2 separate regions of the Mus musculus genome follow, and region 2 is linked to region 1. The links are chromatin loops, found by intact Hi-C in ENCODE. Cell type or tissue: left cerebral cortex. All regions are shown on one strand. Links, peaks and the distances in the headings refer to the core of each region. The heading gives the core; the rest is flanking DNA. Region 1 holds the start of Zfp512 (zinc finger protein 512). Region 2 holds the start of Supt7l (SPT7-like, STAGA complex gamma subunit).

Region 1 (16,325 bases), core at 3,706-11,705:
AGCTGGAGCATGTCAAATCTATGCTGTCAACCCCAGGGATGCAGGCAAGAGATAGGAAAGTTGAGGAGCTGCCTTCGGGCTCCAGCTTGAAAGGTTTAAAACATAGGTTACTTTCTTCAAGGCCAAAAATAGAAGATAGGAAACCTGTGATCTTAACTGTAGAAGAGTGTCTCAAGAGGATAAAATCTACTGTGGAATCCCCAAGTAGTTCACTGAGAGGAGATATGAAGTCTGTGCAGTTGATTCCAGGTTCAAGAATTCAAGAATTGAAAAACAAGGTGTTGGCCTGTGATACACATGTTCAAGATGTAAATGTAGATGGAAATGCCATGGACTTGAAACTTGAACCACAGAAGCAAGAGCAGAGTCCTGTGACTTTTGTACCAAGGATGCTGTTTCAAGAGAAGTCTATGGAGGTGTTTCAAGGGCCTCAACTGCAAGGTGTAAAACCCAAGGAACTGACTTCACTGCCACAAACGCAAGATAGGAAACCTGTGATCACCCTATGTTTGAAACAGCAAAGTGTGAAACCTGTGACTATAACCAAACCAAAACCAAAACCTGCAAATATAAAACCCACAGATGAAATGAACTCTAACTTACAATTCAAAGGTGCAACCTCATTTGAATTTGCTACTGATCCGGTTGTTCAAAGTGTAAAACCTGAGAAGTTCCAAACAGGTAACTGTAGCCAAACACAAGGGATCCAAGGAATAAATTTTGTAGATTTCACCCCAACAGAACAAGGGTGTCAAGGTACAGCACCCATGAACTTAACTCTTACGTCTACACAGGATGACCAGATAACTGTAAAGTCACTGGAGTGGAAAGAAAAAACAGCTTGAATCAGAAAATACAATGCCCATGGGTTCAGATCAAGAACCCAAACCAGCAAACATGAAACCCATAAAGATCAACTCTAAGTTACAATTCAGAGGTACAACCGCATTTCAATTGACTCCTGAGCAGGTTGTTCAAAGTGTAAAAACTGAGGAGTTCCAAAATGAACTACAGGTGCCAAGTACAAAGCCTTGCCAGTTGACTCCAGGGTCCCAGATGCACCAAGAGAAAGCCTTGAAGTCAACGTTGGAGCCACAGCTCCAAGGTGTGGAAACTGTGGCATTAAATATAGAACCCCAACCTGGAAGCACCAAGACTATTCAATGGATACCAACATCTGAGTTTCAAAGTGAGAAAGGTATAGGGTCAAACTCAAGGTCACAGTCTCAAGAAGCCAGACCTACAGAACTCAAGCCACCTGTGCTATGGAGAGGTGTGAGGTCATCTGAACTGACCTACAAGTCAAAAATTCAAGGGGAAAAATCTGTGGCATTTCATACACAGTTACAGGGAGTAAAACCTCTGGCAATAGGGTTGCAGGAACCCAAAACCTTTAACTTGACTTCAGAGCCACAGCCTCAAGGCATCACAACCAAGAAGATAAATAAAGAGCCACAGGCTCAAAGTGTAAGATCTGTCCAGTGGATACCTCAACAGGAGTTTCCTGGGGTGAAGTTTTTAGGATCCAATAGTAGGTCACTATTACAAGGTGTCAAATGGACAGAACAGAAACCGTCTATAAAATTGGGAGGTGGGAAGCCATTGGATCTGACTCAAGGGTCGAAACTACTCCAGAAAAAATTTGGGGATTTTAACCTCAGGCCACAAGAAGAGTGTGTGAAGATCCTCCAGTTGTCATCAGTACCAGAGCTCCAAGAAGTGGAAAACTTTGCATCATCTTCAGAACCACAGTCTCAGTGTGTGGAAACTCTGTCATTGCAGTGAGTGCTGCAGCTTGAAAATAAAAAAAAAATCAGTCTTCCAAGATATAGGGTTGAAAAGTGAAAAATCCTCTGGGTTGGCACTTCAGACAAAGCCTCAAGGTATGATATGTGAGATGAAGTCTGAATACCAGGGGCAAAGTGCAAAATGTTCTGATTTGACACCTGAAACAAAGTCCCAAAATATGAAATTTAAGTTAAGTCCCAGCCTATTGCTGAAAAGTAAACTATTTAATTTAATCATGGGGACCAAAATACAAAAGGTCCAGCTAGACTCTAAACCTGAGCCACAGTCCCAGTGTATAAAATCAGATTCAATTCTGAAGTCAAAGCCTCAAGAAATGGAGACGGAAGACTGTGAGTCAGGCCCACACTTACAAGATCTGAAATCTTTGAAGACAATCATGGGTGTAAAAGCCCAAGATGTCAAATCTATGAGCTTCAGTCCTAGCCCACACTTAGAAGGTATGCCATCTGAAGACATCACAGAGAAAAATGTTCTTGTTATGAAATCAGTAGAAATCAAACCTAGTCTAAAATTACAAGGTCAGAAACCTGAGTTCATTCAAAGGAAGTTTTTTTTAGGCACACAATCTATAGGGCTAGATTCAGGCCTTAATTTGCAAGATTTAAAATATTCTGAGGTGACTATGGGCATGAAACTTCAAGGTGTAGACTCTAAGGAACAATATTTGAGAAGTGTAAAACCTTCTGAGGTGATTACACAGATAAACTCTCAAGGTGCAACAGCAGTGGGCTTTGATTCTGGATCACAGACACAAAATGCCTTCTGAGTTGTTTCAAGGGAAAAAGCTCCAAGATATGGACTCTATAGAGTTTAATCAAGGCCCAATTTTAAAAATTATGACTGTGGAGTCAATACCAGAGACAAAGACTCAACATGGAGAATCTGTAAAGTTAAACTCAGGCCCTCAATTGCAAGATCAGAAATATTCTAAGTCAATTCTAGGGACAAAGCATCAATATGGAAGATCTCCAGAGGTCCATTCTGAGGGTGTAAGGTCTTCTGATGGGATTTCAGGGTACATGGTTCAAAAAGAGAAATCCACGGCTCTTGTGTGCCAGCCATTAGGGCAGGATGTAGAATCTTTTAAATGGACTTTCTCTGAGGCACTTGATGGGAAACCTTTGCAATTCAAGGTGCCCTCTGAGTTACAGGACAGGAAACTAAACTAAAACGAGAATAACATCTTCAAGGTATGAAGCCTGATGCTTTCAACCCTGGAGTAAAGTTGGAAAATGTGAAAACCAATTCCACAAATCTGCAAACAATGAAGGATAAAGAGGTCAATTATGATGCAGACTTGCAGGTTGTGAGATTCTCTGAGTTGGCCTCACCAATTTATAATGTGGTACCTTCTGGACTCAAAGCCAGAAATCAGAAGCAAGATGGGAAGCCTCACAAATTAAGTCAAAAGCAACAACTTCAAGCTATGAAATCAACGGTGTTCAATCATGAGCCACATCTGCAACATATCAAGTCATCAGTCTTATGAACAAAGCTTCAAGACCTGAAATCAATGGAATTCAACGTAGAGCAACAGTTGCCAGATGTGAAGCCCTCTGAGTTGGGCCTGGGAACAGGTACACTGTCTTTAAGTTTCAACCCTGGGCCATAGTTGCAGGAGATAAAACCTTCTGTGGTGAGCACAGAGGTCAAAATGCTGGAGGAGTCACCTTTGGAATTCAAGCATGAACCTATATTGCAATGTAGGAAATCCTGTGACTGGAGTCACAGTAAAAACGTTATGATACCCAAATCCGAGATACAAGATGTAGAATTATCTGAGTTACACCCTAGTCCAGAACTTCAGGGTATAAAATCTAAGGTGTTCTGCCCTGGGTCACACTTGGAAGATATGTATTCTGCATCTACCTCCAATATAAATTCTCAATATGTAAATTCCAGTGAGTCAATATCTGTGCCATATTTGCAAGATACAAATTCCTCTGCATGCATTCCAGATCCAAACACTCAGCGTATAAGGTGTGAGTTCAATCCTGGAATATATTTGCATGGAACAGTTTCTTCCTTGTGGTTCTCAGGATCAAAATTGCAATGTGTAGATTCTATTGGCAGCAATCCTGAGTCACATTTGCAAGACATAAATTCTACTGAATGCACCCCAGAGACAAGTCCTCAGTGTGCAAATTCTTGTGTATGCATCCCAGGATCAAATCATCAGTGTGGAGATTCTTCTGCATGTATCCCAGTGCCAAGTCCTCAGTGTGTAAATTCTTCTGCATGCACACTAGAGCCAAGCCCTCCATGAGTAAATTCCACTGAGTGCAATCTTGAATCTCATTTGCAAGGTGTGAATTCTTTTGTATACACTGCTGGGCAAAATCCTCTGTGTGAAAATTCTAATAGGTATAATCATGGGCCACTTTTTCAAGGTGTGAATTTTTGTACATTTCCATCACCACAAATTCTGTGTGTAAATCCTGTTTGGTGCAATACTAGGATACATTTGCAAGATATAAATTCTTCTGCATGTACTCTAAGTCAAGAATCTCAGTCTGTAAATTCTATTGGCTACAACCCTGGGCCACATTTACAAGCTCCAAAACTTCAAGAGCAACACTTGAAAGATTTTAAGTCTGAATTAACTCCAGGGTCAAACAATTTGGGTATACCACCTATGGAATTCAACCCTGGTCCACAAAGTCAAGATATGAATTCTTCTGGGTTTAATCCTGAGTCAAAACCTCAGTGCATAAGTTCTGTAAAGCCCAGTTCAGGGCCACAGTTGCAAAGCATAAAGTCCTTTGAGTTGACCCCTGACTCAGAGTCTCAAAGTACAAAATCTGTTCTGTTAAACTCTAGATCACCTTCTCAAGGTGTGGGTTCATCTAACTTAATGCTAGGGGCAAAGTTTCAAAAGAACCCACTTTTGAAGAACCCACTTTTTTGGGGGGGGTTATGGCAGGAAAGTGCACAACCTGTATTAAGTTTGAGGCCTCAGTCAAATGGTGTGAATTCTGTGGCTTTACCAAGGTCACCACCTGAAGACAGAAAGTTTCCCTTGCACTAAAGCCATGTTTTCAAGATACAAACCCTAAGGAGCTGATAATAGGATCCAAACAAGAAAGTCTGAATTGCCAACTCTTTCCTTCAGAGGAGAAACCAATGATGGTATTGGCACCACAGTTCACCAGGAAGCTCTTAGCAGGACCAGCACTGACTAGTGTCAAATTTTCAAATTTGTCACTGAAATCACAGCAGCAAAATACAAAATCTTTGGCATTTACTTCAGAGCCAAAATGGCAAGGTGTAAAACAGGTAAAATTGTCATCAGTGTCTCTGCCAGAACCAGGAAAATCTGTGGAGTCACCACCAAAGTCAATTCTTCAAAACATGAAACCTGGGAACCCAATGCCCCAGACAATTGATTCTGTCACAAAATCTGCTAAAGTCATATATAGACCAGAGCGACAGGTGGTGGACTTTGCAGGGATGAGCATGAAACCTAGGTATCAAGTCCCTAAATTGAATTTTACTTCACCAATTTATCAAGATGTGGGATCTTTAGAAATGAAAAAAGGGTTGGGACATAAAAGCAAAGAAATGATGGAGAAATCTGTGAGGTTGGGCTCCAACCCAACACATAAAGTCATAGAATCATTAGAGATGCCCCTGAAGCTAGATCTCCAAGTATCAGAATTTTTTGATCTGACTCCAACACTAAGTGATCAAGATTCAAAATCCTCAGAACTAAACCAGATCCCAGAAACTCCTGAGTTACATTCTTGGTCATGGCCTCAATTTCAAGATTTCAAGGAGTTACACATAAAAGAAGTTATAGAATCTGATAGAATGGCCCTCAACGTCAAGAGTCATGTTGCAGACATGATAGAGATGACTTGTGAAGCAAGACAGCCAGCGAAAGAATTTCATAGAATGACTCCAAAGCCAGTAAATAGAGATCCCGGATTTGTAGAAAAATCTCCAAGGCCATGTCCTCAAGACTTAGGACCTCTGGGGGTGGCCTCTAAGAAAATATCTCAAAGGGAACAATCTGTAGTATCAACACCAAGGCCATTCTGTCACATCCCAGATCCTGTTTCAGGAATAACACCAGGGCCAGGACCTCAGATTCCCAAATCTAAAAATTTGGCCTCTATGCTGTGGCTGCAAAAAAAAATCCTCTGAGTTGTCATGCAATCAAGCCAGTCAATTTGAGGGAAATACAGACTCTGTAGAGCTCACCTTTGGTACACGGCAGCCAGGAGAGGTAGCGGCTAAGCTAACAGAACCTCAGAATCTGAGCCTGGAAAGTGCAAGCATCACTCCAATAGAATCACTGGATCAAACGGTAAACTTTGTAGGCATTAATCCAAAGCCACCAGATCGAGTGACAGAATCTGCAAAGACACCCCTTCCAGTTCCTCAATCAGTTACCCTCCCCAAAGTTTCTGAAAATGTGGAAGAGATTCCTGGACCACCACTTCAAGTTATAAAGTCTGTGAAGATTCCAGAGAGTACCCCTCAAAAGTCAAAATACAATGATTTGACTCCCAGAATACATGATGTAATAAGTTCAGAATTTGCTCCAAGACTTTGGCTACAAAATGTGCAGTCCAATAAATTAACCCTAGCACCAACACATCAGGTTTTAGAAACAAAAGGACAACCAGGCTTTCAAATTATAAAGACTGTATTAAATCCCAAACCACTGGTTCTGATTGTAAAATCTGAAGAAGTGGCATCAGAACTCACCATGAGATCAAGCATTAAAATAAAGGAGTGTTTGAATTTACACCCAAGACCACATCTTCAAGGACTGGTAAAACTTGCAGGGTTAACTCCAAAGGCCCATATTCAAGTGACTTCTGCAGTTTTAATATTTCAGCAAACATCTCCCCTTAAGGATCCTACATTGTTAACTCATGAACATAGGCTTCAGGCTGAAAAATCTCTAGGCCTCACACCAGAATCTCGTAAATTAATGAAAATGGAGGGTTCAAATCAGAGTAAAGACTCAGAGATGATCACATCAGTACAGTTACAGGCAGAGAACTCCTTATCTTGTTTCATACACAGCCCTTCAGCCCCATTTCTTTCAAGCGTTGATAAAACAACCCAATTAGGGCACCTTCAGGGTTCTGTGGCGCCTGAAGTTTCAAGAGTTTTTGGTATGGAAAACCTTGGTTTGGGAATTTTGCAGTCTTCAAAGTCCTACACAGACACTATTATAATAAAATCTTCAGTTCGTCCCTTGGTCCTTCCAAATCTACCCTCTGATAAGACAGGAGACACCAAGGGAAACCCATATCCTGAGATCTGGAATATTAATGTCTTATCTAAGAAAGGAATTGAAAAGGGCCAAATGGAGGAATTCCAGAGGTATTCTTCATATTCATTCAAACTACTAACAGAGGAGTTTCAGGCTGGATTAGGGGCTCGAAGAAGCTCTATCGGTTCTTTCCTGGGCATACAACAGAATGTCTGGGAAAGTCATGTCTGTAGGCAGCGACTACCTAGGAAATACCTCTCCAGTATGCTAATGCTGGGGAATGTCATGGGAACCACTATGGAAAGGAAGCCTTGTTTTCAGTCATTTGTAACAGAAGGCTCCACTATGGACATCTACCAATCTATTCTTAATTTTTGGGGTTCCAGCTGAACTAATGGTATTTTCTCAAAGCCTGCTAGAAAGGGTTTCAAGGACTGTTTCTCAGACTTCAGTGGTTAAAAACTATATTCAGAGACATATTTTATGTCACAGTAATGAGAAAAGAATGCCTTTAACGATGTCAACACTCTGCTCAACATCTTCCATAATCCAGCAATACTCTGGTAGTAGATTGGGAGTCAAGAAAACTAGTTCAAAGTTCAGCGACATATTCCAGGAAGTCACTGAGCATGTGTCTGTCTCTTGTACCGGGGCTGAGTTTACTTCCTTGATGAAATCAGAGTCATTAAAGTCCCTCCCAGAGAAACAGTCTTAGTTCCTCTGTAAGAACTTATCATAGCTCTTTGATAGAAGACATAACAGTCTCTTTAAGGGGAGAGGCCACAGTTCCTCAAGGAGAAGTCCTCAAAATCCCTCAGGGAGTAGCTTTCCAAGTCCTTCAGGGAAGAGCCCTAGAAGTCACTTGAGGTGGAGCCCTTGTAGTCCCTCAGGAAGGAACCTTCACAGTCCCTCAGGGAGAAGCCCTTGTAGACTTCTAGAGAGAAGAGGGCACATTCCTTCTGTGAAGAAGAGTCTACACAGTCTTTCAGGGAGGAGTCAGCAGACTCTCTATTCTCTGAGATGCCTCAGTCCCTCAAAAACGAGCCATCTCAGTCTCTCGTGGACGTCACTGGGCAGTCATTCAGAAAGGAGCCATGGTAATTTCTCTGAAAGATCCTTTTCCGTTCCCTCTGGTTGGAAAGGACATAGTTCTGGATCAAGCCCACTTCTTCTAAGAACAGGCATTGTTCCAGACTCATCCGCTGGAGAGATCCAGATGTAACTTGGCTAAAGTGTTCATGTCTTTCAGGGACCGCACCAAAAAAAAAAAAAAAAAAAAAAATCCAAAAGCTAGACAAGTTTGGAGGCCAGAAGTTAGTGGATAAGGAGAGTTCTGTCCCTCACCTGAGCAAAGAAAGAGATATCTGGGAGGGAAGGAGAAGAGAATGGGTCTTTAATTTAAGATCAATAAAGGGGCGATTTGAATTTCGTTTGCATCTGTAAAACCACTTGTGGGATGGGTGGGAGTAGGTGTGCAAACGCTAGTTCGGGAGGACCCCTTAAATATTCAGACTCCTCCCATTTGCTCCAACCTTCACGCCCCAAAGGCCTGCCTACTCCCTTGTTGCTATGGGGGCGGGGTCTCAATGGAAGCCGAAGAAGAGTTATCACGTGACTCCTTTCCCGCCGCAGCCCCCTCGGAAGCAGCTAGGCGGAAGTAGGTGTTCAGAACAGGGTTAGTCGCCGCTGAGACCACATCCGGGAGAGGCGAGGAGAGCGGAAGTGGCGTTGGTCTGTCCGGAGCCCTTGGGTGAAATTGTTAGGCGTGGAGGGGGAGTGATGTCTTCCAGACTCGGTGCAGTCACCGCCGTGAGTTTCTTGGTGTGACCATTATACTTTAGAAATAGAACTGTCGAGCTGAGAACACGCGGTCCTTTGCTTTTGTTTTGTACTCAGAGTTGTTTTTTTTTTTTTTTTCCGGAGCCAATCCTAGGCCCCACCCTTTTATATCAGATCCACTTACCGCCTTTTTTCTTCCCATTTTTATTTTTATTGCTTAGTCCTCGTATCCTTGGACTGAGTTCCTCGACACATTGTAATTATTTATATTCCTTCAGCATCCCCAGTGCCTCCCGTTTCTTTTAATATATATATGATACATATGTATATATCATATATATATTTTTTTTTTCCTCGTCTTTTCTTTTCAAGCCTCTATCTAGGATAGGGTTTTGAGAATGGACAAAGATGAAAACTCTGGTATTGTCAACCCGTCTTTACATTGTGAATAAATAGAATGGCACAGGTTTCCTAAAAAGTGTCTCCTTCAGTCCATTTGAAGTAGTTGCTCGGGACAGCTTCACATCTAGGCACAAGGGGGATTCATCTCTTTGCGGATGAGCTTCAAAGGTCCCTAGCACTCACTCCTGTGCTTGTGATTTGCTAGACCCCGGGACCCACATCCCTTAAGCAGCAGAGGAGCACCAGGATCGTGGGAGCTAAGAAGTAAGTGAGGTTTTCTGAGGACATTTTTGTAATGGTGTAGACAGTGCTGCTAAAGATGTTCTGTGTCTGCACTGTGGAGCATCATAGCCACCAGACAGGTATGGCTTTGGGGCACTTGAGATGTGGCTAGTACAATTGAAGAACCGAATTACAAATTCTATTTCATTTTAATGGACTAAAACTTCAATAACCATCTGTAGGTAGTAGCTACGGGATTGGACAGTGCAGATAAAATCCTAGTGTGGGGGAAAGAAAACCTGGCTTGCAATAAAGATGCAGTCTAATAAAAATGGAGTGTGTGTTTCAGTTAGTGGTATTCCTGCGTGGCCTCTGCCCCCCATATCAAATATGTGCTCATAATTAATTTGATGGACTGGGGAGGGAAATAAAAACAGCTATAAGCAATCTTTACATTTCTAAGCTACTTGGTTGCAGCCCTGATTTATTGTTTTGTGTAATGAATGTGCTAAGTTTTGCCATGGCTAACACAAAAGAAAGATTTTATTAACTTGGACCTCCGGGGTGAGTTCATTCACTTAGATAACACTTACGGGATGTCTGCTCTGAACAAGCTGTGTAGTAGGTTGGGCACCCAGGCATGACAACAGAGCTGTCTGTTCAACAGATGAATTGGGTAATCACGGCAATACAATACAGTATAATAGGAAAAAACTGTTTTTTTGTGGTAGGGGCTCACTATCTGGAAATTCCCTGTGACACTTGGCTTGGCCTGTAACTTGTAGTCCTCAGGCATCTGTCTCCTGAGTGCTGGGATCACAGGCCTGGGCCACCACACACTTGTATTTTTGTTTGAGATGGGGTTTCACTATGTAGCCCAGGCTGACCAGGAGCTTACTGTGTCGGCCAGGGTGGACTTTAACTTTTGCAGTTTCTGCCCTCAGCCTTCCCAGTACCGGGATCACAGGCATGTGCTACGCTTTTAATTTGTGCAACTGCTAGTAAATATTCCTATAGTGGAATTTAATGCCACTTTTGGGAAGCAAAGGGATGATTTCAGTATTACCAGAATAGTCCACGCAAAGACAGAGGCTTGAAGGTCGAAGAATAATTCAGTTAGAGACTGAGCAGTCCCACCCTCCTGTCCCATGAAGTCAGTGTTTGAACTGATAGAAGTTTATAATACCTAGCTGTGTGACACTGGCATGGAGGATGATAGCGCGTGGAGGATATCGCAGGGCGTCATTAAGAGGAGGTAGCAGGGGGCTGGAGAGATGGCTCAGCGGTTAAGAGCACTGACTGCTCTTCCAGAGGTCTTGAGTTCAAATCCCTGCAACCACATGGTGGCTCACAACCATCCGTAATGAGATCTGACCTCCTCTTCTGGAGTGTCTGAAGACAGCTACAGTGTACTTACATATAGTAAATAAATCTGAAAAGAAAAAGAAAAAAATACAAAAAAAAAAAAAAAAGGGTAGCAGGAGCCAGGTCCTTTAGGGCATGCTAAGGTGTTGCAATTGTAATTATCCTGGAAGGGAAAGGTCACCTTTGAAGAGATGGATTGAAAGAAGTGTGAAAACTGGTACCAAGACTGTTTTGCTCAAATCTAAGGAAGAAAGTGAAATGTGGCCTATGATCGTAACTGTATGCGAAACATAGCGTGTGATTGTAACTATATTATAGATGCAGGCGATGAGAGGAGGTGAGAGTTCAGAGGGGGAGGTGGAAACAGTGTGTTGACAGGTTTCTGTCTTTGGCAACAGTTGGATTTTGGATTCATAAACCGAATAAAAACTGGGAATTTCTGAACCGAGACCTAACATTACCAACAAAATGAATGGGTTTGCGCTTAAATGAAGAACTGATCTTAAATACAGAATTAAGAATTACCTTCTGTGAAAAGTAATTGGGAACATATTTTTTTTTCTCCACAAGATGAGTGCATTCATCAGCTTTTCTAGGAATTATGGAAAGAAAATTGTTAAGCAGAATGAAGGCAAATGGGTCCGTCTCTTAATCAGAATTGGAGTCATTGGGAGAACTCACTCAAAACTCTTTGGATTTATTTAGTGTTTGTGATGTTCTCACATGGATGTCTGTGCACCACAGACCCATGGAGCTCCGAAGAGGCCATCAGGTCTCCTGGAACTGGAGTGATGGGTGACTGTGAAGCTCCCTGTGAGTGCTGGGAATAGAATCAGGTCCTCTGCAGGAGCAAGTGCTCTTACGCACTGAGCCTTGCCTCCAGTGCCAGAAATACTTATTCTTAATTATCTTCCAAGGAGACTGCAAAGTTTGAGAGCTGATGATTTAAAGTGAGACTTAAAAAGAGAGGGAAAGCATGGAGTGTATTATTCTGTAAAAAGACTCCAAAAGATGCTGAGACCAACCAGAAGGCTTCTTCTTAAATAATTAAGTCTACATATTTGAACTTAGAAGAATGGGCTATGGGGCATATGGGAAGGTTCTAAACCTTCTCTCAGTGCTGTGGACCTTGTAACACAGATCCTCATGTTGTGGTTACCACCAGCTATACAATTATTTGCTTTGCTTCTGCACTACTAATTTTGTGACTGTTATGAATCATAATGTAAATATTGGTGTTTTTCAGTGATCTTAGGACACACACAATTAGAACCACTGGGATAGAGGCTCGTAAAAATTCTTAATCCAGGCTGGAGAGATGGCTTAGCAGTTAAGAGCACCGATTGCTCTTCCAGAGGTCTTGAGTTCAATTTCCACCAACCACATGGCAGCTCACAACCATATACAGTGGGATTCAGTGTTGTCTTCTGTTGTGTCTGAAGATGCAGCAGTGAACTCACATATGTAAAATAAATAAATCATTTTAAAAATTTTCTTTTGGGGGTTGGAGAGATGACTCAGTGGTTAAGAGCACCAACTGCTCTTCTGAAGGTCCTGAGTTCAAATCCCAGCAACCACATAGTGGCTCACAACCATCCGTAATGAGATCTGATGTCCTCTTCTGGTGCATCTGAAGACAGCTACAGTGTAGTTACATATAATAAATAAATCTTTAAAAAATAAATAAATAAAAATAAATAAAAAGATAAAAAATTTCTTTTTTAAAGATTTATTTAATATTACATCTAAGTACACTGTAGCTGTTTCCAGATGCACCAGAAGAGGGTGTCAGATCTCATTGCGGATGGTTGTGAGCCACCATGTGGTTGTTGGGGTTTGAACTCAGGACCGTTGGAAGAGCCATCAGTGCTCTTAACCTCTGAGCCATCTCTCCAGCCCTTAAAAAAATTCTTAATCCAAAAAGAGTTGAAAACAGGCTAACCTTCTCATCTGTGATAAGAAGCTGAGATTAGCTATACCAGTGATTAATTATAAAGACACTAATCATGGCAAGCATTGCATCATAAAGGAGCACTTATTGTTACAATATCACTTAGTATCATTTTTAATACATAAAACTGCCTTGGGTTGATAGATTACACAACATACTTGAGAATTGTTTTTTTGTTGAGTCTTTTAAACACTAAAAGTAGTAGCCTAGTGGAGACTCCTAACCCTCTTGACTTAATCTACCCTGTTAATCATGCTGACAGTGTGAACTATGGATTTTCCTCATGCTCACACATAAAGATGAGACAAAAGATGGAGATTTCTTTTTTTTCTTTCTTTTTTTTTTTTTTAGATGGAGATTTCTAAGTAAGTCCTCTGCTGATAGTAAAGAATTTTTCACAAGACTTCTCTAACAGGGATCCCATGGGATTTGGGTCTTAATGGTCTATTGGTGATGTGAAGTCTTTATTAAACAGAGATGGCTCTTATCATTTGGAATGCTGAGTTTCACCTCTAGAGGTCTGTCAGTTCCTATTATTAAGCTGTAATTGACATATAGTAGATGCATTTACTTCATGTGCACACTATGCTCAATATTGATATGAGAACAAATCTGTAAAACTGCAACCACAATGACAGACATTTCTAGCTTCCCAATTTTTTTTTTTTTTTTTTGCTTGTCGAGACAGGGTTTCTCTGTGTAACCATGGCCATCCTGGAACTCACCCTGTAGACCAGGCTGGCCTCGAACTCAGAAAACTCAGAGATCCACCTTCCTCTACCTCCTGATTGCTGGGGTTAAAGGTATGCACCACCACCACCATCACCTGGTTCCTCTCAATTTTTTTAAGTATTCAACTTAATTTACTGTGTATGGGTGTTTTTCTTGCTTGTGCATCTAACCATTTGTGTGCCTGGTGCCCACTAAGGCAAAAAGAGGGCATCAGACCCCTGAACTGGAGGTATGGACAGTTGTGAGCTGCAATGTGGATGCTGGGAGCTAGACCTGGATAGGTTGCAAGAGCAGGCACTGCTCTTAGCTGCTGAGCTAGCTATCTCTCCAGCACCTCAAAAGTGTTGGGTTTTTTTTTTTAAGATTTATTTTTATTATTTATAATTATGCTATGCATTTGTATCTGTGTGGGTGTTATGTTTGTGACTGCCGTATGCATAGAGGTATGGGGGTTGGATCTCCTGGAGATGGCATTTGTAAGCCTCCCAGTTTGTGTCCCAGATAGTGAACTTGGGTCCTGTGGAAGAACAACAAATGCTCTTAACTGCTGAGCCATCTCTCCAGCCCTCCCAAAAGTTTCTTGTGTGCTTTTTGCAGTCTGTTTCTCCCTTTACCCTGTCCCTAAGCACTGGTGACCTGTAACTATACAGAGGTTTACATGTTCTACAATTTTATATAAATTAAGTCACATCTCACTCCCCTTGCCGGGCAGTGGTGGCACACACCTTTAATCCCAGCACTTGGAGGCAGAGGCAGGTGGATTTCTGAGTTCAAGGCCAACCTGGTCTACAAAGTGAGTTCCAGGACAGCCAGAGCTACACAGAGAAACCCTGTCTTAAAAAAAAAAAATTCTTGGGGGCCGGTGAGATGGCTCAGCGGTTAAGAGCACCGACTGCTCTTCCAAAGGTCCTGAGTTCAAATCCCAGCAACCACATGGTGGCTTACAACCATCCATAACAAAAATCTGATGCCCTCTTCTGGAGTGTCTGAAGACAGCTACAGTGTACACACATATAATAAATTAATTAATTAATTAAAAAAAATTCTTTGCAGAACAATAATTTTGAGTTGAAAGTAGTTATTAATTACCAAGTAGAATTCCATATTGTTACATCACAATTTGTGTAGCCTTCCTTTATGAAAATTTAATTTGGGTTGCTGGGCTATTTTTCATTTGGGGAATTACAGTAAAGCTGTGAGATTCCTGTGTCAATCTTGTGTAGACAAGTGTGTTCATTTCACTTGGTAGACAGCTAAAACTGCATTTAAATCCTGTGTTGATTGGATCACATCACAACATTATGTCTAATTGTTTTATTTAAAAATTCTTTTCATACCATGAATTTGGATCCTATACTTTCCCCTCCACATCTCCTCCCAGATCCTCCCAACCTCTCTATCCACCCAACTCCATGTTCTTCATGTAAAGTCCCTTTGTCGTTTGTATATGGTAAGGCTAATAGTTGTTTTGTGTGAGTTAATTTTGCATCTAGCTACTGTGCTGAAAGTGTTTATCATCTGTAGGAGCTTCCTGGGGGAATTTTTAGGGTCACTGACATATACTATCATATCATCTGCAAGTAAAAATACTTTGATTTCTTCTTCCCTTTCAGTTTGTATCCTTTTGATCTCCTTTAGTTGTTTTATTACTCTAGTAAGACTTCAAGCATTATATTGAATAGGTATGGAGAGAGTGGACAACCTTTCCTTGTTCCTGATTTTAGTGGAATTGCTTTGAGTTTTTCTCTATTTAAGTTGATATTGGCTATGGGCTTGCTGCCTTTATTATGCTGAGCTATGGCCCTTGTATTCCTAATCTCTCAGAGACTTTTATTATGAAAGGTGTGGGATCTTATCAAAGGCCTTTTCTGCATCTGGTGAAATGATTGTGTAAATTTGTCTCAGTTTATTTATATGGTGGGTTACATTGACAGATTTTCATATACTGAACCATCCTTGCATCTCTGGGATGACGCCTGCTTGGTTGTGGTGGATGATGTCTTTGATGGGATCTTGGATGTGGTTTGCATTGAGTATTTTTGCATGTATGTGTATAAGGGAAATTGGTCTGTAATTCTCTGTTTGTTGGGTCTTTATGTGGCTTGTATATCAGGATAACTTTGGCCTTATAAATGAATTGAGCATTGTTCCTTCTATTTCTGTTTTGTGGAATAATTTGAGGAGTTTAGGCATTAACTCTTTTGAAACTCTCTTAAAATTCTGCACTAAGAGCCGGGCATGGTGGCGCACGCCTTTAATCCCAGCACTCGGGAGGCAGAGGCAGGCGGATTTCTGAGTTCGAGGCCAGCCTGGTCTACAGAGCGAGTTCCAGGACAGCCAGGGCTACACGGAGAAACCCTGTCTGGAAAAAAAAAAAAATTCTGCACTAAACCTGAGCTTCTTTTAGTTGGAGGTCTTTTAATTACTGCTTCTATTTTCTTAGGGATTATAGGCCTGTTCAAATTACTTATCTCATCTTGATTTTGGTAAGTTGTATATATTGAGAAAATTATCCATTTCCTGTTGTTTTCTTGGTTGTTTTCTTGTGGGTTTTGAGACAGTATTTTTCTCTGTGTAGCCCCTGGCTGTCCTGGAACTCACACTGTAGACCAGACTGGCCTCAAACTCAGATCTGACTGCCTCTGTCTCCCAAGGGTTAGGATCTACACTGTGAGCCACCACGGCCTACCTGGAGTACGGGTTTTGGTTTTGGTTTTTTTGAGATTTTTTTATGTGTGTGAGTACACTGTAGCTGTCTTCAGACACACCAGAAGAGGGCATCGGATCTCATTACAGATGGTTGTGAACCACCATGTGGTTGCTGGGGATTGAACT
Region 2 (16,325 bases), core at 4,304-12,303, 76 kb after region 1:
AGCCTGGAAAGTGAGATTTAAAACCTCTCCTGCCAGGGCTGGGGTGCAGTGCGAGAATGCATGCCCAGCCTGTGCAAGGCCATGAGTTCAATCCCAGCACCATCAAACAACAAGGACAGATGCCACTGCCAATGGTAGGAAGTCATTTAAGGGTTTGGGTCTGCATTTATGATAGACACATAAAGAAAATATGTCAGAAATTGTCATCATTAATTAAAAGTTACACAAGGCAAAAAAGCCAGAGCTAAGGCAAAATACTGCATTTCTGTCTATAAAAACTAACAATTATCTAGACATAGTGTATGGAATTCCATCTCTTAGGAGGCTGAAAAGAAAGGAGGGGAGTAAGGCCAGCCTGGCTGCTCAGGGAAGCCGTGTCTCACACGTCAGAAACCTCCCAAGTATCTGGCAGACAGACCCTAGAGGCAAACCTTCAGTGAAGCAAGCAATCTGGACCCTTTTGTCAGATGCTAAAGGTTACTGGTCACTACATGCCTAAGCCTCAAGAACTGGAGAGACGGTGCTCTACTTGAGCCTCCTGGCATGCCACTGGCTTGTTTAGTTTTCAACACATTTAATGCTATCTGAAATTGTTGTGCTTAGTATTTGTTTGCCTGTTTTTGCTTCCCATGAACACTTCAAACTCAAGAGTTGATTCCTCTTATAAACTACTATCTCCCACAATGCCTGACTCATAGTAAGTCCTCAATAAATACTTGTTGAATAGCCAACCACGGGGCGAGGGAGATGGTTCAGTGGTTAAGAGCACTGGCTTCTCTTTCAGAGGTCATGAGTTCAATTCCCAGCAATCACATGGTGGCTCACAACCATCTGTAATGAGATCTGATGCCCTCTCTTCTGGTATGTCTGAAGACAGCTACAGTGTACTCACATACATTAAATAAATAAATAAATAAATAAATAAATAAATAAGAGAGAGAGAGAGAGAGAGAGAGAGAAAGAAAGAAAGAGAGAGAGAGAGAATGCTAGCCATAGTACTTGAGACCCCAGGTACCCATGTACTTCATCCAGAGGAAGCAATGAGGAATGGGCTACCCACTGGGCCAGTGGTATGTCAGATTCACTCTGCTCCAAGTCCCTGTGCGCTGTACCCCAGAACATGTGTTGTAGACTCTGCCCAGCCAGGGCAGTTTGCCCATGTCTCCCAGGGTCTCCTCACCTGTAGCATGTAAGTGTGATAGTCCTTGATGCGGTGCTGCCAGAACTTCTGCAGGGAGAGCACACTGCCAATGCCCACTTCATGGAACACCTGTTCCATTACATCAGGGAAAGGAGTCTGTCCCAGCAGGGCCTCTCGGTCGACAGCAAAGCGCAGCAGCTTGGTGAACTTGAGGCAGTATTCATGTGCCACATCAGTTAGGGTCTCCAGGACACTTTCATTAGCACACTCAAAGCCTGTGTGGGCCAGGATTGTGGCGACTGCTTGATAGAGGAGCTGCCGGCAGGAGTGCCAGCTCAGCTCTGTCACAGGCTCTCCTTTCCCGCTGAGAGAGGAGACAAGGGGTGACCAGCCTGTCTCATTGGGGTTTTACAAGCCATTTAAGAGAATTCTAGAGAAACAGCCACCTTCGTCCTGCTCTTCTCAGAGCATAGGTCAGCAACCCAATATCATATTCCTGAGCCCCCCAATTACAGAGTTTGAAAAGGCAATGCGTGTCTAAAATAAACTGTACAGAGTAATAGTGGAGGAACTAGAATTAGACAACTGAGTGACCAGTTCCTCTAGAAGAACAAGCGTTCTTACCCACTTGTCATCCCTCCAACCTCTCTGAATACGTACTGGTGTTATGCCTCCATCTGCAAAGGAAACTGTTTTATAAATCTCTGTTCTTTGGTTTATGTCACCACTTCCTGTAGTAGGTGGTGTCTGAAGAGGCCTCACTCATTTACTATTATCTGCTCAATAACAACCACGGCAAGTTATAGATAGCCAAAAAAGGAGACGACAACTAACTTTTCATTTAATATGTCCGTGGCCAGTCTATCTGGGCCAAAGGTTAAAAGCACTGGAAATACCAAATAAAGAGCTAATTACTATCACTTAATTTGAGCACTTTATGGACTTATTCCCTTGCAGTGTTGGGATTTGAACCCAGAGCCTGTGAAATCAGCAGGGGTTAACCTGAACTACATCTATAGCCTAGATATAGGCTTCTTTAATGGAAAGTGATGTTTTGGTACCTCATAGCTGCTGTGTATTATTTTTTCTTATACAGTTTCTTAAAATATGTATAGAACAAACTAGGTTCAAGTCATGTGTGTGTGCATGTGTGTGTGTGCATATAGGGGCCTGATGCATGTACATGTATGCACAATACATACTGACGCCTACAGTGTCATTTCTGAGGAAATGACAAAAACCTCCCTGATTTTTTCAGAAAGGGTCTCTTCTTGGGACCTTTCTTAGGAGCTTATTGATTAGGCTAGGCTGGCCAGCCAGTGAGTCCCAGGCATCCTCCTGCCTCTGCCTTTCCTGCCCTCGGATTATTATCATGGACTACCCTGCCCAGCTTTTTCACTGGGTTCTCATGGCAAGCATTTTCCTGACTGAGCAATCTTCCCCAGCCACTCTCTTTTATTTTGAGGCAGGGTCTCTTTTTGTTATTTTGTCTTTTTTTTCTTTTCCAGAGCTGAGGACTGAACCCAGGACCTTGCGCTTGCTAGGCAAGCGCTCTACCACTGAGCTAAATCCTCTGATGCAGGCTCTCTTATAAGACCTGGAGCTCACCAAGTAGGTACACTGTCTGACTAGAGAGCCTCAGGCATGTTTGTCTCTGACTCCCTAGTGCTGAGATTATAAACGAAAGCCACCATGACTGGGTTTCTTTTACGTTGGTTCTGGGGACAGAACACAGGGTTTATTAACCAACTTACTAACTAAGCCATTTCCCTAGCCCCGAGGTTCTTCTTAAAAATTAAACTTGCTGGGCGGTGGTGGCGCGCACCTTTAATCCCAGCACTCAGGAGGCAGAGGCAGGTGGATTTCTGAGTTCGAGGCCAGCCTGGTCTATAAAGTGAGTTCCAGGACAGCCAGGGCTACACAGAGAAACCCTGTCTTGAAAAAACAAAACAAAACAAAAAAATTAAACTTGACAAAAAAACTACAGTTGGAGTAATAACACAAATTTAATGCGATGAACGTTATTTTATTGAATGAAACTACATTACCCTCAAAATATGACTATGCTGCTGACTGTTACAAGCTGGGGGTTTTTGTTTTGTTTTGATTTCCTTTATGCTGGGCCACTACTTTACCAGCCCATTTTTCACTAGTCATGTACCAGTTTATTGTTTCACTTTTAGTAAACTGTCTGGCATTAATAAGTACTCAGTAAATGCCTATTGTGCTAGAAAATTAAAAAATACAGATAGTGGTAGCACATGTCTTTAATCCCAGCACTAAGGAGGCAGAGGCAGGTGGATCTCTATGAGTTTGAAGCCAGCCTCGTCTATAGAACTAGTTCCAGGACAGCCAAGGCTATACAGAAAAACTCTGTCTCATAAAATAAAAACAGAAACAACAACAACAAAAACAACAACAAAATTATAGACTAGCTTCTGGCAATTTGGACTAATAACTCCACTAATGACTTAAGCAACATTAGTCTAGCCAATCACTCTCCTCTCCAGTGTTCTCATGTAGAAGTGGAAATGCCACTATAATCGTAACAGGATCATGGGGGGAGGGGAGATCACTTAATAAAAACACCACAGCAATGCTTTGTCTTACCGGTAAAAGTCACTCTCTGGGTCACTGTGCCGGATCTGGAATGGAGCATTGGGATTTTTACAGTCTAAAGGCTGGAGGTCATCAGGGAGAGGAGGTGAGCCAGGGCAGGAGGGAAGAGGTTCACTCTCTTCAGCCTTCACACCCTCTGTCTGCTGCTGACTCTGGGTCTGAGCTGTGGCAATAAGGCTGCGCAGGCGTCGGTTGTGTTGGATCAACTGAATGGTATGGATGGTGAGGCTACACGGTTCTGAGGGAATGTCCAGCATCGTGGGGGGCTTCGGCTTGTTGGCTGAGGGCTGGTGCAGGGGCGGGTCATGGACTTCCACCAGACGGAACTCCCGTGGGAGCAGATCAAAGGAACTTCTGTTGGTCTGTCCTGACGGTATTGGTATCTCTCCCCAGTACCTCAGCATTTTAGAGCAAGCAGAGAAGGGCTCTCCAGCTTAATGTAAACGATCTCCTAAAGGTGTGTGCTTCCGTCTCTGGCAACTGTAGATCAGAAGCTTCTGCAGTGAAAAGTAGGAAGTCTAGGCAGTTCCCACATAAGAAGCAAGCTAAGATCACTTTAAAAAGGTGCTAGCAAAACTCTAGGACAGACAATACTCTCCCTGAAGAAACGAAGAGAAAAATAACTGTTAGATGCCAATCACACAGCGACAACTCCTCTTTGAATTACAAAAGGAAAATCAAAGTAACTAATAGGTGAAGAGTAGTAATTGGTGTGTGGGGCTCTTAACATATACACTGCCTATTTCACGTCACAAATTCATCACCAGAATACCCATCATGCCTCATTCTAAATATGTGACAAGGCATAAAACTAAAGTAGGAGGTCTGGACTACTTCCAGAGTATTTCTACACAATTGTGCTAGACTAATAGGAAAAAGAGAGCAGCATTAAAACTACTAACAGGCAGCCAGATATGGTGGTGCACTCCTTTCTTCCAGCACTCAGGAGGCAGTGGCAGGCAGATCTGAGTTCAAGGTTAGCCTGATCTACAGAGTAATTTCCAGGACAGCCAGGGCTACACAGAGAAACCATATCTCAAAAAATAAAACGAAACAAGACAAAAAATACTAGTAGGTGTTTTTTAACCTGTGCCGTGTATGGTAGAAACATTCATGAACCTTTAATCTAGCCTTATGCTTCCAAATTCTGACATACACATGAACAAATAGAGGGTCTCGGTGGGCGTGTGCATGGAGGCCAGGAATCAGCCTCAGGCAACATTCCACCTTGCTTTTTGAGATAGGATCTCTCGCTGGAGTGTAGGATTTGCTGATTATTCTAAGCCAGTGTATTGCCTGTACTTCTATTCTACCGACTTTGCTCTGGGAAAAGCCGAGCTCCTAGCTCCCCACCCAGCTTCCCTTGAATCTGTGGATAAAAGACACACACACACACACACACACACACGCACACACACGCGCACACACACGCACGCGTGCACACACATAGTTTATTCTTTTATAACTTGCCTTCTTGGCACAATCGCTGGGTGTTACTGTCTCTTGCCTAGAAAAGCATGACCTTATTAATATTTTTAGCTGTTTCTCCACCTGCCCCAAACTTCAGTGGCTAGTGCCACCTATGTCCTGCCAAAAATCCACAGCCACCCAGTTCCCAGCCACAGGCCTCAGCTCCCCCAAGACCTCACATGGTTGCTGCATTCTTCTTCCTCCAAAGCATGGCAGAAAGACCTCTCTCCTTCCTTGTGGCTACCTTTTCCTCCTGGAACCTGGAAGTCCCACATGTACCTTCCTCCCAGCAATTGGCCCCCAGCTTTCTTTACTGACAAATAAAGAACCAATTGGGGAATAAGACCTTAACATAAGAACCACGCCCTTCACCAGTGAGTCCCAGGGATCTGACTGTTTCTGCTTTCCTCCCCACAAGCTGAGTTTATAAGCACATGCACCCATACCTGGATTTTTACATATGGGTTTGGGGATTGAACTCAGGTCCTCATGCGTGCAATGGACTGAGCTGTCTCCCCAGAATGAATCTGAGAGACTTCTGTTGCCTTCTAACAAGTATTCCTTCCTCTAGTCCAGTGGTTCTCAACCTGTAGGTCATAACCCCTTTGGGGATCAAATGACTCTTTCATAGGTTAAGGAATATCAGGTATCCTGTATATAAGGTATTTACAATAGGATTCATAACTGCAACAAAATTACAGTTATGAAGTAGCAATGAAAATAATTTTGTGGTTGCATGGGGTCACCACAACATGAGGAACTACATTAAAGGGTCAGACCTTTAGGAAGGTTGAGAACTGCTATTCCAGTCTTTTTCAGAATCTGATCTACACTTGGCCCTGCTGCTAGACTTTCTTCCTTTCTCTGTCTGTCTCTCTTTGTGTGTCTCTGTCTCTCATTCTCTCAATGCTGAAGATTTAACACATCCTACAAAAGTATTTTTATTACTGAGCTACACTTCCAAGCTTTTTTGTTTGTTTCTTTTGCTTGGAAAAAGTCAGAATTCTGTGGCTTAGCATTCAATAAAAGCTTACTAAGCGTCTTTAATTCACGTCTCCAGGTTTACTGCCTATATGTCTCCTCAGGTCCAACAAACATCAAATGAATACATTGTGTGACGGTGTAAGATCTTTGTCCTGAGGGAATAACAGAAGCAAAATACTGCAGTATAGCAGCAGCTGGCACTGCTACTTTAAAGGCGTGAGTTCAGTGTCCTGCAGGCAAGTGAGGGGCTTCCTGGACAAAATGAATGCCCTCAGCTCTAACAATATACTACTCAGTTCCTTTCTTTCTCTTTCTTTCTTTTCTTTTTTTTTTTTTTTTACATTTACTTATTTTGGGTATGTGTGCATGAAAAAATCACAAGACAACTTGTGAGAGGCAGTTCTCTCCTTTCACCATGTGGGTTCCATGGATTGAACTCGGGCATTCGGACTTGGCAGCAAGTGCCTTTTACCTACTAAGCCATCTAACTGGCCCCTCAGCTTATTTCCTTTGCTAAGATTGTATTTTTAAATTATTAATTTCGAGACAGGGTTTCCCTTTGAGGCCTTGGCTATCCTGGAACTTGCTCTGTAGACCAGGCAGGCTATGCATTCACAGACATTCGTTTTTGTTGTCTGTTGGGGGTTGAGTATATGCTTGTGTGTTCCATGTGTATGCAGGTGCCAAGGATATCTGAAGAGGGCATCAGATCCTTCTGGAGCTCAAATTAGAGGTGGTTGTGAACTCCCCTGATGTGGGTACTGGAAATGGAGCTCAGATCCACCGAAGAGCAGCACACAGAACCATCTCTCCAGCTCCACCACTCAGCTTCTCAAGAACATGAGATATTTTTATAATTGACCCTTTGAGTTGTGACCTCTGCCAGGAACCCTCTACATCTTTATCAGACTTGAATTTGTTCTTTAGGATCCCTGAAATCACCATTCCCCCCAACAGATCTCCTTTCTTTGTATATTTACATGAATTTGCTTTTATCCCTGAACCTTAACTTTAGTTGACTTATTCATCTGTATTCTCCCACTTGTTATGGCTGCCATCTTGGTATAGTTTCAGGCCTCTGTCAAAGAGTTATAATATTAACTATGGCTTAGTTCAATTTTCCATAAATTTTATGACAAATTAACACTACTATTTCCAATTTTTCAGATGTGGAAGCTGTTGTCCAGGGTCATGCCAACATCATAAATACAAAGAGTAAAAAAGAAAAGAGGTTTCGATGCTCAGGTTTGTTAAGCCACTAAACATGCTATCTCAATATTTTGTTCCGAGTAATAAAAGAATGAACAATAATAAATTGCTTCTTTACTAACTTCATAAAAGGAATAAATTCGAGAGCTGCAGATAGGGACTCCTTGCTCCGGATCTGGAGGCTTAGGCTTAGGCGCCGACCACAGGATCCTGGGAAGTCTGATTTACAAGGCAGCAGGAAAATGGGTGGCTCTGGACCGGAACCAGAAAATAAAGTTCAAATACTCACCGCCCTGCCCCAGGAGTGGTATACGCGGCTGCCTGACTCTGACAGGTCGGAGTCGAGGACTAGGTCAAGCCTAGGAGCCTTGTTTATTGATTAATGGACCAAGGCCACGGAAGCACTTCTTCCCAATCGCCCTCTGCCACAGGAAGTTATTACTAGCCTACATGCAACGCCTAAAATGTCCGTATCCTGCACAGCACTCTGAGAGCCTCTCCCCGCTTTCTGGTATTGTGACTCCCTAGTGCTATTCACATCTTTAAAACTCTGCGAGTCTTGAAAGAGGAACTCCAACATTTCTGTCCAGAGAAGCCTCAGGGAGGTGGGAAGGAGGAGGAGAAGTGAGCGGGAACGTAGAGAGCGAGGGGTCGGGGTTTCCGAGGGACACATTTTGAGATTGCACCCGGCTAAGGATGGCTGATCCTACCCCTCAGCTAGATGCGCCAGCTCCCCAGGAAGTCAGTAGCGAGTTTAAGAAGCCGGTTTTACCAGTGCCTTCCGCAGTACGGGGTAAGGCTCCGGCCTCCAGTCCCTCCGTTTCTGAGGATGTGAAGAAAGAATGTCTCGCGGCGCAGCTGGACTCTGGATGTGAGGAGCCCGAGGTCCCGCCACCGCAGCCGGACAGCCAGGAGACCGGGGGTCCACCGGTGGAGCAACTCCGCTCCCCGCGGGTAGCTCCTGCGTCTGGCGGTCCGACCCGGGCTCCTCCGTACCGAGAGCCATCGTGGGGCAGCCCAGCCACGGCCCCCTACAGTCTCGAAACCCTGAAGGGTGGCACCATCCTTGGCACCCGCACCTTGAAAGACACGAGCTGCTGCTTTTTCGGGAGACTTGCTAGTTGTGACATATGTCTGGAGCATCCTTCCGTGTCTCGGTACCATGCTGTACTACAGCACCGGGGGGCGGATCCCAGCGGAGACTCTGAGGGTCATGAGCAGGGCTTTTATCTCTACGATCTGGGAAGTACCCACGGCACGTTCCTCAACAAAACTCGCATCCCACCCCGCACTTACTGTAGAGTCCACGTCGGGCATGTAATGCGCTTTGGAGGCAGCACTCGGCTCTTTATCCTTCAGGTAGGTAGAAAAATCTAAAATAAAAATCTTGGGACTTCACTGTTTTTGGTTTTTCAAGACAGGGCTTCTCTATGTAGCCCTGGCTGTCCTGGAACTCTCTCTGTAGACCAGGCTGGCCTCGAACTCAGAAATCCGCCTGCCTCTGCCTCCCGAGTGCTGGGATTAAAGGCGTGCACCGCCACGCCCGGCGATTCTGAGTTTCTTTAAGGTTTAGTTGAGTAAAAGGATTCTGGTAACCAATGACAAAAGCACAGGCCTCATTCTGGACCCACAGGTCTGTGTACGTTGCTGTGTCTCAGAAAGTAATTTTCTCACTTCTGAATCCATATATGTATATATTTTACCCATGATTCATTAGGGACCAGAGGAAGACCGAGAGGCAGAATCTGAATTAACAGTAACACAGTTGAAGGAATTGCGTAAACAGCAGCAGATATTATTGGAGAAGAAGATGTTAGGTGAAGACTCAGATGAAGAAGAAGAAGCAAATACCACTGAAGGGAAGAGCAGTAGAAGTGGTCAAGATGATGAGCTGGGCTGCACGTGGGGAATGGGTAAGAAACTACTACTGAAGGTGGCACCCTCAAGTGCTTTTGATCATACAGCTCAGAAGGCCTACAGCTGAAGTAGGGTAAATGTAATTTGCAAGCCCAGGGTCATTAACTTTAGTGAGTAAAAGTGTTGAATTATGGGCATTATACATACACCTCTTTCTCACCGTGTAATTTGCTTATTGCGTTTATCATTTAAACACACACACACACACACACAGAAAGAGAGAGAGAGAGAGAGAGAGAGAGAGCTTTCTGAGTGCTAATTATCACCTGGAGGGCATGGAAAAATTTACTTCATTTCTTTGGCTGAGAAATCAGTATTTGATATTTTTTCACCTCTCAGGCTATTTTCACAAAGTACAAAACATTCAAGAGGTTATTGTATAGCTCCACATTTTGGATGATAGATATTCAGGCTTATAAAAAGATAGTTGGTGAGGGCCGAGAGATGGCTCAGTAGTAAGAGCACTATCTGCTCTTTCAGAGAAAGCTCAGCCCTCAGCAACCACGTGGTGGCTCATAATGATCTATAATGTCATCTGATGCCCTCTTCTGGCATGTAATTGTACATACAGATAGAGTACCCCTTTACATAAAATAAAACTTTTAAAGAAAAAGATAGTTGGGGCTAATAAGGCATTGTGATGCAGGCCTTTAATCTTAGCACTTGGGAGGCAGAGGCAGGTAGATCTCTGTTAGTTTCAGGCCAGCATGATCTATTTATTGAATTTCAGGATAGCCAGAGTTACATTGTAGAGAAATCCTGACTTGAGTGAATGAGAGAATGAATGAAAGAAAGAAGTTGTGGCCCAGTGAGATTGCTTAGCAGGTAAAGGTGTGTGCTGCCAGTTGTGATGAGCTGAGTGTGAGCCCTGAGAAGCACATGATGGAGGAAGAGAATAGGCTCCCTCCGTGTGCACTATGGCACTTGTATGTGTATGGCTGTAGATGTCAGGACAGAACAAATGCAGAAACACTTGTGCTAAGTGTAAAGAATAAGCCAGAAACCATTAGCATGCTTGAGCTAGTGTCAGAAAAGGGATGTGTCACTGGGGACTTAGAGCTGTGCTATTCAGTACAGTAGCTGTTATCTGCATGCCCAATGTGGCTCATCCACAGGCTTGTCTTCTAAGTGCAAACCACACATAGGATTTCAATGACAAAATGAAAAAAAGAAAAGAAAATATTACCATAGTCTTGTAATTATTATGGTAAGATGACATTTTAAAGTAGCTAATAGGGAACTCAGAATTATACTCATAACACTTACATTTCTATTGCACAGTACTAATTTAGATCTCTTGGAAACTATGAATTATTTAACTCTTGTGTGTTTGTGTTAGGGGGCATGGTCTGTGGAGGTCAGAGGACTACTTGCAGGAGTCATTTCTCTCCTTTGACTTTCTGGCCCCAGGGATCAAAAGCAGGTTGTCAAGCTTGGCAGCAGGACCCTTTACTTTATAGATTTTAAATAAGAGTTTCAAGCTGAAGCCAGGATTGTGGTGGCAGTATGCAACTTTAGTCCCAGCGCTGGGGAGGCAGAGGCAGGCAGATCTCTGTGAGTTCCAGGACAGCCAAAGCTACAGAGAAACCCTTTCTTGGAAAAAGAAAAAGAAAAGAGAGAAGAAAAGAGTTTCAAGCTAGAACCTGAAGGAAAGGAAAAGTAGTCCTGAGGAAGCTGCACACTGGCACTGGCGTTCAGGGCGGAGGCGGTTGGCTTTAAGGGAGTGTTGTGTTGACCTGTCTTTCTGTTAGACTGGAGAATTACTAATAATCAATATTCGAATCAATGAAGCTTGAGAGGAAAGAAAGAGACTAGGCTAGGCTAGAGAGCTCAGTGGTTTTTTTCTTTCTTTCTTTTCTTTTTTTCCCGAGACAGGGTTTCTCTGTGTAGCCCTGGCTGTCCTGGAACTCACTCTGTAGACCAGGCTGACCTTGAACTCAGAAATCCGCCTGCCTCTGCCTCCCAAGTGCTGGGATCAAAGGCGTGCACCACCAACGCCCGGCTCAGTAGTTTTTTTCAAAGTGTGGTGGGTAAATGTCTCTAAAGTGATGAAAAGAAGAAAAAGCCATGGAAAGAAGTCTTGTCTGTTACACAGCTTAGAAAACATAGATATTCATAATGGTGACTTTGTGATTGTTCCAACTTCTGCCCACAGATATCTTTCTGTTAGTCACTTTCAGATACAGATAAATAAGTGTGTGTGTTTCTTGAAACATTGTCTCCATACAGTCAGGCAATCCTCCTTCCTCCACCTCCTGAGTTATGACTACAGGTGTGTGCCCCTCTGCCAGCTCATCTAACTATGTCCTGATTCGGCTTAGAAGGTTCATAAGTGTCATTCACACACCCTCGTCTTATGTGTTCTTTCTTCTGTCTCCTGACTCCTGCAGGAGAAGATGCTGTGGAGGATGAAGCTGAAGAGAACCCCATTGCCTTAGATTTTCAGCAGGACCGGGAAGCGTTTTATATAAAGGATCCAAAGAAGGCTCTTCAAGGCTTCTTTGACCGAGAAGGTGTGTGTGTGACTGTGGTTCTGGCTGTGACAGTAAGCTGCTCACGCTCACAGCAGTGCTGCTTCCTAAAGCTGTGACTTTTGCCTAATACTTGCACATAATTTGTCTGTTGTCTTCCTCATTATTTCTTGTTCTGTGATCAGTTTCAATAGCTTTCTTTGGCTCTGTTTTTATTTTTTGTTGGTTTCTGAGGCCCAGACACTGGGTGTGCTAGGAAAGTGCTTTCTCTATCACCGAGAGAGAGATCTTGATCACCAGTCACAGGTTTATGTTGAAAATAATAAAATTCTCGTTTGTCTTTCTTTCTGTCTTAAATACTTTTCTCCTAACTTAACACATTCTTCTCAAAAGATCTTGGATTTAGTGGTAGGGAAATAAAACAAAGCCTTAGAATTTATTATTCCTAATTCACATGGTCTTTCATAATCAGTACTTTTTAATGTATGTGTTCTAGAAAAACCTTAGGTGTAATTGTCAGGAACACCATATACTTTCTTTGAGACAAGGTCTCTCTTTGTCCTGCAGCTCCCTAATTGCTGGACTGGCTAGCCTCTGAGCCCTGGGAATCCTCTTGTGTCTGCCTCCCTAGGCTGGGATTGCAGGCATAGGCCACCGTGCCCAGCTTTCTTCCATGATTTCCAGGACATTGGGCCTGGATGCTTATGCTCTCTAGGCAAGGCTCCCACTGAGCCCTCCCCACAGCCCTGTCTTTACAGTTCTTAGTGTAGATTTTACCTTCATGTGATAAGACGTGTTCTCAGGGAGAATTGTTTCAGTAGATATTCTTTGAAGGTACCCAGTCTTCACACATATGGACAGACACGTACAACCACACACACATACACACACACTCACAATTGATAAATAAAAGTATGTATGGAGAGATGATTGGTTTGGATGTTTTGTTCTGATTGTGCTGAGATCAAATCCAGGACCTTGCTCATGCTAGGCAAGCATTCTGTCACTAAGCAACAACCTGTGACCCCCATCTCCTGGAGACCAGGTAGGCCTTGTAGGTATGAGCTTCTTGCCTCAGTTTCTGAATGCCTAGTATTATAAGCTGTATGTATAAGTATACACAGCCAAGATTGATTTCCAGGAGGTGATCCCTGGCAGTGCTCGCTGTGATGTTAGACACTGAGATCTTTGATCTGATACAGTCCTTACTGGATCAAGTAGTAATTTTAGACCTGACTGAGACTGTTCTTTTCCTGCAGGAGAAGAGTTAGAATATGAATTTGATGAGCAAGGACACAGCACTTGGCTCTGCAGGGTGAGGTATGTTCTTCTCGTTTGTATTCTAGCTGTGATTTGAGACCGGGTCTTGTTTTGTGGCAGTCTTCCCTCTTTTGCCTACTGAGTACTGGGTTCATGTGCTCTTTCCTTGCTAATGTGTATGTTTGAAAGTAGCCAGTTTCAAGTTAACATATGGTTGCAGAGAATAGCCCAAGAGTAACTTCACTCTGCACTTTAGGCTAGTTCCAAGTGTGGGCCTTGGTAGCTTAATAGCACTGGGAGCTGGGGTGAAATGAATGAAAGCGGGTGTAAATGACTTGAAGTCCAACTGAGGCAAGAAAGAGTGAAGTTACCTGAAAGCATGAAATGCAGTCATCATGGACACTCTTGATAGCTGTTTTCATGAGAGTCAGAGCATCCTGCTGAGCTCCACCCCCTGTAAACCAATGCAGGTTACCTGTAGATGATTCAACTGGGAAACAGCTGGTGGCTGAGGCCATTCACTCAGGAAAGAAAAAGGAAGCAATGGTACAGTGCTCGCTGGAAGCCTGCCGGGTCCTTGATACACTGGGCTTGCTACGGCAGGAAGCAGGTCAGTATTAAAAACCCTTTTCTTTTACAAAACAAAGAAGGGAAATGTACTGCAAAAGCTGCATAATCTCTCTACGTGGATAGTGTGTAAACTGTACAGAACTTCCTGAAGCAGAGACAAGCATTCCCTCTCAACATCCTAAGACAGTTAGTTATATTGTCTTAGACATTTTCTGTATGTAGGTGAGTGTACATTTAAAACTAAACCCTAAAACTGGGGCTGGTGGTGCACACCTTTAATCCCAGCACTTAGGAGGCAGAGTCAAGCAGATCTCTCTGAGTTCCAGAGATCTGCCTCAGAAACCCTGTCTCAAAAACAGAAACAAAAAACCAAAACCCCTGGCTCCTGAGCCAGACATGGTGGTGCACATCTGTAGTTGACAAACCAGATACAGGGTAGTTGCGATTCAAAGTCATCCTGGCTCATGTATTCAAGTTCAAATTTCTTGGTTTATTTCTATGTTTAGTGGTCTTTTTCTTATCATTATCTTTTTATTGACTGATTTCTTTTTGTTTTTCTGAGACAGGGTTTCTCTGTGTAGCCCTGTCTGTTCTGGAACTTGCTCTGTAACCCAGGCTGGCCTTTGCCTGTGAAGTGCTGGGATTAAAGGCATACAACCAACATGCCCAGCTTTGTTTTTACTGTTAATTGTTGTAAAATATATGGTGCATAAAACATGCTGCAATTTAGTAATATGAGGTATATTTATGTAATCATCACTACCCGGCTCAGAACTTTTCGTTATTCCTGGCGCAATTGTAGCCCATGAACATTAATTCCATTCTCCTTCCTACCATCCCATATGTCTGATGTTCTGTTTCTGTCTCTAATTTCACTTCTTTATAAAGCGTGTGGAGATCAGAGGCTGGTGTTAGGTATCTTCTTCAGTCCCTCCTTACCCTTTATTTTGAGGTAGAATCAATAATGAACCCCAAGACCTAGGATTGTTTGTCTGACCAGCTTGCTCTTGATCAATGTTTTCTGTGTCGGGGATTACAGGTAGGCTCCCTGCCCAGTGTGCATTGGGTACTGAGGCTCTGAACCTGGCCCTCGCACTTGTGAGACAAGTACTTTGTGTATTAAGCTGTCTGTCTTCTCAGCACAGGCACCTTGTACATGTAACTTATTTCCCTCTCCTCTCCTCCTCTTCTTCCTCCTCCTCCTCCTCTTCTTCCTCCTCCTCCTCCTCCTTTTTTAGGCAGAGTTTGTATCCCAGGCTGGCCTCAATCCTGTTATATAGCCAAGAACTTCCAACCTTCCTCTACCTTTACCTCCCAGTGCTAGATTACAGATTTGTTCCCTTGCACCTTGTTAGGTGCTGCTGAGGACCAAGCCAGGGGCCTGCATACACACTGCTAACTGAGCTACATACCAGCCTCCAATTTTCCCGCCCTTTTTCTTTCTCAATCTCTAAATTAAACAAACAAACAAACCCTTTGTTATGAACTGTTTTATTTTTAGTATCTCGGAAAAGGAAAGCCAAGAACTGGGAAGATGAGGATTTTTATGATAGTGACGATGATACATTCCTCGATCGGACTGGCCTGGTAGAGAAGAAGCGCCTGAACCGGATGAAGAAGGCTGGGAAGCTTGATGAGAAGCCAGAAACTTTTGAGTCACTGGCAAGTTGTTCATAGAAGCAGCTACTTTTATGTCATTATAGCTTTTACAAACAGCAACATAGAAATCTAATACTGACTTACAACTTTTGTGGTCTAAATTCAGTGGTAAGAAAATGACTAGTTTTATTCCAGTTAGTGGAGAAAAGCGTTTGCTCGCTGCCACTCACTTTCCCCAGGTTCGCATTGATCAGGCAATGAGCAGTCTTTGAATATGGTGTTACTCCCCAGATTCTCCCCCACCCCGAAAAAAGAAAAGAAAAAGCTCCAAGTTTGGGTGTTCACAATGAGACTGATGTTAGGCCCCGACATTTAAGAGAAGTCGGAAGAATGGTATTACCTTAGTCTGGAGTGGCACAACCATTCAGGAGCTTGCCCTAAGGTGACATGCATTTAATATAATATTTAGCAATTTCCTAGCTTAAAACATTCAACGTCTACCAGTAACTTTTCAGTCACTCATTCTATTTGAGTTTTTTAATTCTAAAATTAGTTCCACTAGAATAAAGTAAACAAATGAAATATCATCTCCATCAGGAGCCAACTTAGATGGACTCCTGAATCAGTCATCTTAATAAAACCTATAATAGTATTGACAGTGGGAAGGTGATGGGGAGGAAAACATCTGCTGACCCTGTCGATTTGGGTGTTATAGGTTGCAAAGTTAAATGATGCCGAAAGGGAACTCGCCGAAATTTCTGAAAGGCTCAAGGCTTCAAGCAAAGGTGAGACTGTCAGTCAATAGTTACCGAGTACCTGTCATATAAGTATGTACTGCATCAAAAAAAAAAAAAAAAAAAAAAAAGAAGAAGAAGAAGAAGAAGGGGGGACTGGAGAGATGGCTCAGGGGTTAAGAGCACTGACTGATCTTCCAGAGGCTGTGAGTTCAATTCCTAGCAACCACATGGTGGCTCACAACCAACTGTAATGGGATCTCTGATGCCCTCTTCTGGTGTGTCAGCAACAGTGTGCTCACATACTTTAAATAAATAAATAAATAAATAAATAAATAAATAAATAAATAA

Evidence for each region. Peaks named below come from ENCODE experiments on the same cell type or tissue, not always from the same donor. Only the 100,000 strongest peaks of a DNase experiment are listed, where the experiment ranks them.
Region 2: a loop joins it to region 1, with 5 times the contacts of the local background. A loop is called at or near these places in 2 of 42 quality-filtered maps.

Annotation. Positions count from the first base shown.
Region 1 is chr5:31,443,730-31,460,054 of GRCm38, forward strand. It overlaps Zfp512 (zinc finger protein 512), which reads left to right and starts at 8,707. Exons shown (of 14, transcript NM_172993.3): 1 at 8,707-8,848; 2 at 9,426-9,484. The coding sequence starts at 8,819. In left cerebral cortex, for the core only: a CTCF peak has its summit at 8,703; DNase peaks (open chromatin) are centred at 3,866 and 8,682; H3K4me3 peaks cover 1,776 bases; H3K27ac peaks cover 692 bases.
Region 2 is chr5:31,518,903-31,535,227 of GRCm38, forward strand. Supt7l (SPT7-like, STAGA complex gamma subunit) reads right to left here and starts at 7,860. Exons shown (of 5, transcript NM_028150.2): 1 at 7,713-7,860; 2 at 3,752-4,359; 3 at 1,181-1,505. The coding sequence starts at 4,164. It overlaps Slc4a1ap (solute carrier family 4 (anion exchanger), member 1, adaptor protein), which reads left to right and starts at 8,093. Exons shown (of 14, transcript NM_001347328.1): 1 at 8,093-8,782; 2 at 9,141-9,336; 3 at 11,731-11,853; 4 at 13,071-13,131; 5 at 13,542-13,681; 6 at 15,143-15,303; 7 at 15,956-16,025. The coding sequence starts at 8,120. In left cerebral cortex, for the core only: no CTCF peak of the experiment used is centred there; a DNase peak (open chromatin) is centred at 7,942; H3K4me3 peaks cover 2,463 bases; H3K27ac peaks cover 1,003 bases.